2 separate regions of the Homo sapiens genome follow, and region 2 is linked to region 1. The links are chromatin loops, found by intact Hi-C in ENCODE. Cell type or tissue: heart left ventricle. All regions are shown on one strand. Region 1 holds the start of LOC105378901 (a long non-coding RNA gene). Region 2 has its middle 30 kb from the start of KCNA10.

Region 1 (2,500 bases):
AAGAGAGAGAGAGAAGAGAGAGAGAGGAGAGAGAGAAGAGAGAGAGGTGAGAGAGAAGAGAGAGAGAGGAGAGAGAGAAGAGAGAGAGGTGAGAGAGAAGAGAGGAGAGAGAAGAGAGAGAGAGGAGAGAGAGAAGAGAGAGAGGTGAGAGAGAAGAGAGGAGAGAGGAGAGAGAGAGAGGAAAGGGAGAAAGAGAGGAGAGAGGAGAGATAGGAGAGAGAGGAGAGAGAGGAGAGATAGGAGAGAGAGGAGAGAGGAGAGAGAGAGAGAGAAAGAGAGAGAGAGAGAGAGACAAAGAGAAAGCCTAGCTAAGCTTGCCAGCTTTGGTTCTGAGCAGAACTGTGTGTGGTGGAGATGCAGTGCTCCTTCATGGAGGAGACAGAGACCAATACACGATGCCCCTACTCTCACCCGCCTATCATGTTCATGTTTCCGTCGAAGGCAAATTTTTCAGCTGGGTCTTCTAGCTACAGGGACCCTGCCTCCTGTGTTGGCCAGCCCCTCTGGAAACTTTTCAGGCATCTGCCATAATCCATGTTGACAAGGGAGAGACTCCTCAGGACAGAAATGAAGAGAGAGTCAAAGCCAAGATGGGTGGTTGTGACTTACCGACTTATTTTAACCAGCAAATTTGGGGGCAGTGGCTATTTTGAGCTGTGTCTGAAGGAAGTCTTTCCTGCACATAGGAATGCAAGTGTTGGCAGCCATCACTGTGGCTTCCTAACAATTGTTCCCTCTTTCCTGACATTCTTCCCATCCTGTAGTTCCAGCACTGAGAGTCCTTCCCACTGGGAGACTTGGGTTATGAAAATACTCCCAAAGAGGAAGCTGCTTTTCCAAGTATAGAGGAAGTGGAAAGGCAAGTGTGATCTGGATTCTACCTGGTTCTGTTCCCACATGAATGACTGCCAAGAGTTCCCACCCACTTGCAGCCAGTGCCAGAGTTTCTTTTCAGCCTCCAAAACTCTTGGTTTTCCAAGAAGTTATCCTAAATTAATTCTATTTATGATAGTCCATGATGACACATTAATCATTTGTTCACATCTTTATTCATTTGGCTAACTTTCATTCTACAAACATCTATTCAACAAATATTTATTGAGTGCCTAATATGTGCCACTGCACTGGGAACTATGTCAGGAAGCTTAGAGATTGATTCTAGCATGAACACTTTATTTTATAGTTGAGCATAAAGACCTAGAATTGCTCTATTCAATACAACAGCTACTGGCCACATGCGGCTATTTAAATTTGATTTAATTAAAATTAAAAAGTGGCCAGGCGTGGTGGCTCATGCCTGTAATCTCAGCACTTTGGGAGGCAGAGGTGGGTGGATCACCTGAGGTCAGGAGTTCCAGACCAGCCTGACCAACATGGTGAAACTATGTCTCTACTAAAAAATACAAAAATTAGCCAGAAACTGTGGCGGGTGCCTGTAATCCCAGCTACTAGGGAGGCTGAGGCAGGAGAATTGCTTGAACCTGGGAGGCGGAGGTTGCAGTGAGCCGAGATTGCGCCATTGCACTCCAGCCTCAGTGACAGAGCAAGACTTCATCTCAGGAAAAAAAAAAAATACAAAGTTAGTTTCTGAGTAACAGTCACATTTCAAGTTATCAATAGACTCATGACTACTGGCTGCCACGTTGGACAGTGCAGATCTAGAACATTTTCAGAAAGCTCTATTGGGCCACGATGGCTTAGAGAGTTAAGTAAATTGCCCTCGATCACATAGCCCTTCCAATCAAATTCTGTGAACAGCACAATTTTCTGTATCTTATGTTTCTACTAATTATATAAAAATGAAACTCATTTCTGTGTTGGACATCTCCTCCAGAAACTTCTCAAGCACCTGCCATAATCCATGTCGAGATGAGAAAGTGGGCCTGGTTGTAAACACCAAAATATTTGAAAGAAAATAGAAGAAAAATGGAGACACATGTACAGATATTTAAAAATTATACAGGTAGCTAACTCCAGCTAGAGTAAAATATCCACATGTCTGCCTGATTGTTTTTATTAACAAAACAAGACTTTTAAAATGTTGAAAGCATGGCTTCAATTCTTACCCTAGGCACCTGCCTCTAGTTTGATTGTGGAACCACCCCTTTGGCTTGAGGATTGAGGCAGACTGCTTCAGCAGTGGGTCTGCACAGGACTGTCTTGGATCTTGTTCTTTGCTCTGTATGTCCTGGGTGATTCCATGCCATTTCCAGGCATTAAAACCCATCGATAGGCAGATGATTCCCAAATATACATCTCTCTCCAGGCCTGCTAGCTCCTTGATCTCTGGATGACTTGGACTCTACACTTGGATGCCTAACAGTTATTTCAAGTCCACAAGTCCGAACATAACTCTTGATCTCACCCTGCCCTCAAACCTGCCCCTCCACCGTCTTGCCTTTCCCAACAAATGGTAACCCCTACATCAAGACATTCAAGTGAAAACCTACAGGTCATGCCGGATTCCTTCCTTTCCTTCATGTCACATTTCAAATCCTAT
Region 2 (2,500 bases), 230 kb before region 1:
TTTACAAGAGGCTCAGAGAGGTTGAGTACCCTACCTCAGGCCACACAGTTGGTAAACCGAGAGGTTGTCCTCCAATGATAACATCTGTGGCATCTACATCCTACTACCCGCTCCCCCGCATTATTACACGTGATCCTCACCATAGCCATGCAAGTGACATGCTGCTGGCCTTGATTTATAACCCCAGAAGCTATGGGAGTTTGGCCCAGCCAGGCTATACTCTTGGGTCATTTCCTCCAGTGGGCACCTCTGGGGGCTTCTGGATAGCCTCTTGCCCTTGGCCTTTCACTATTTGCCCCAGTCCCTCCGCAAACCTTTCTTATCTCCCTCAACCATCTGCTGACCTAATGTTTAAGCCAAAGTGATAATTAACTGGACCCTCCTTTAATGTAAAGATTTATTCAAGGAAGACAAACATAAAAAATACTTGCTTTTATCTGCTCACAGTTTCCTTTGAGAAATAGGAAATGTCCTGTGTCCCCTCACCCCTGAACCTCCATTCCCCAGGGACCAAGGTGGAAAGAATGGGAGACCAGCAGTGAGGTCAGGGCCTCTGGCCTGCCTGTCCTGACTTCTGATCCAGAGCCTTCTACCAACAAGGGACAGCCCTCAGTTTCTCAGGGCCAGGATCTGGTGAGCCATGGAGGTATCTTCCAGTATTGGAAGGAGTGTGCATTGGCCTGGGGACCTGGCCACCTTCCCACTTCTGCCCCTCAGGTCGCAGATGAAGGTGGCCCGGGTTGACCTGCATTATCTGGATCACAGACCTGGGCATGCTGGGGTCAGCAAAGAAGAGCCCATTTGGCTGTGGCAGCTTTGTGGGCAATGGTGGGTGTGGTGGCTTGGAAGAAGGACAGAGAGAAGGAGAAGGGGCAGGAGGTGACCTAGGGCACAAGGAATCAGCAGGGGAGAGAAGGGCAGCTCTGAGTAAATGGGCTTCTGGTTTTCTCTCCCGAGCAGCGCAGGCTCCTGGCCTTTTCAGGCCTTCTTTGCCCACCTGTGGTGAGTGAAGGGAACTGCAACTGCGCTTTCTCTCCACTTGTCATGTTGAAGTCCACACCTGAGTGGACTGGGCCTCAGGTGGCCAAACAAAATAGAGGATGCCCAGTTACAGCTGAAGTCCAGGTAAGCAATGAATGGTTTTTTAGCAGAAGTACAAAAAAGTCATTCATTGCTTGTCTGAAATTCAAACGTAACTGGACATTTTGTATTTTTATTTACAAGATTGGTAACATTACCTGGGGTCTGACAGTAGCCTGGACGGGTCTTCTTCTCGTGGACAGCCTTGGTAAGAGCCTTCAGCACAAGCTGCCCTTAGTAGATATTCACAGGGCATGGGAAGGAGCTATATTTGCAGTAGGCCTCTAAGACCTTTCTGAGCCCCGGAATGCTTTATCCACCTGCAGCCTGAAATTTCATGATGAGTCTTTGGTCAGTTAATAAGTAGTGGGGAGCTGACTGGATGGAAGGCAGATTCATCTGAATAGGTATCTGATAGCAATTGATCAGATGTGTGGGGAAGGGCATATCCTCCTCAGACCTGGGAAGTGAATGTAATAAGACCCACTACACGGGCTTACTGTAAAGATCAAAAGATACAGTGTATGTGAAAGCTACTCGGCATATAGAAAGTGCTCAGTAAATACTAACTGATATCATTTTTAGGGCAAAGCACAGACAGCCGTGGAGAACCCAGAAGGTCCTGGGCAGATAAGGAACTCATCAAGAGAGAAGAAGATGGAACAGAAGGGGAAGGCATCCTGGGAAGTGGCCCTACCTCTCCCTATAGTCGTTACATTGCTGCTGCTGTTCTGGACCCCCTTGAAGGCCTTAGCCTTTACCCTGCCTCCTGTTGTCTGGAAGCCAGGCCCTCAAGGTGGGAGGTGGGGAGCAGGAGCAGGTGGCCAGGGAGATGGAAGGACTTGAGACCTGGGCAGGAGAGGTAGAGAGCCTGGGAATATCAGGACTTGGCCATGACAGATGGTGGGGCTGGGAGGAAGGAGGCATGAAAGATGCAGGAAATCATGGCTACTGTGAAAATGGAAAGGAGAAATATCTTTTAATATATGTGAATATCAGTATAGGATGAGGATTCTATTACATTTAGTATGAGAAAATACCATCTCCTTCAATGCCAGTTATAAATAAAGGAGATGCAGCAAAGTAAGAAGGTATAAACTATAAGAAGGGGCATAGCTATATAAATACAAGAAAAATACAACCAAACACCACCATTTGTGCCTAATTACCATGAATCCCAGAGATGGTAATAAATTCATGGCATATGCATTTTGCCTGACTAGAGTTTAGGGTGGCTATGACATTATACCCTGTCCAGGCAGCCTTAGCCTTCTGAGTGTCAAAGGCATTCTCTCATGCGGTCATTGGTAGCTAACGACACAGTGTTGGTGCTGAGCATTTGCTTTTTAATAGAAGGTGGTGGCCTACATGCAAATGACCATGAGGGAGTTAATCCTCAGCCTTTCCTCAAAGGGACTCT

Evidence for each region. Hi-C counts contacts between places; a loop is a spot of excess contacts. Peaks named below come from ENCODE experiments on the same cell type or tissue, not always from the same donor. Only the 100,000 strongest peaks of a DNase experiment are listed, where the experiment ranks them.
Region 2: it touches region 1 in a loop (3-fold over the local background); 32 of 110 quality-filtered maps call a loop at or near these places.

Annotation. Positions count from the first base shown.
Region 1 is chr1:110,773,778-110,776,277 of GRCh38, forward strand. LOC105378901 (a long non-coding RNA gene) reads right to left here and starts at 567. Exons shown (of 3, transcript XR_001737801.2): 1 at 412-567. In heart left ventricle, no CTCF peak of the experiment used is centred here; no DNase peak of the experiment used is centred here; H3K4me3 peaks cover 360 bases; H3K27ac peaks cover 694 bases.
Region 2 is chr1:110,547,579-110,550,078 of GRCh38, forward strand. No RefSeq gene overlaps it. Among named protein-coding and RNA genes, the nearest start is that of KCNA10, 30 kb to the left of the region's middle. In heart left ventricle, a CTCF peak has its summit at 1,027; a DNase peak (open chromatin) is centred at 989.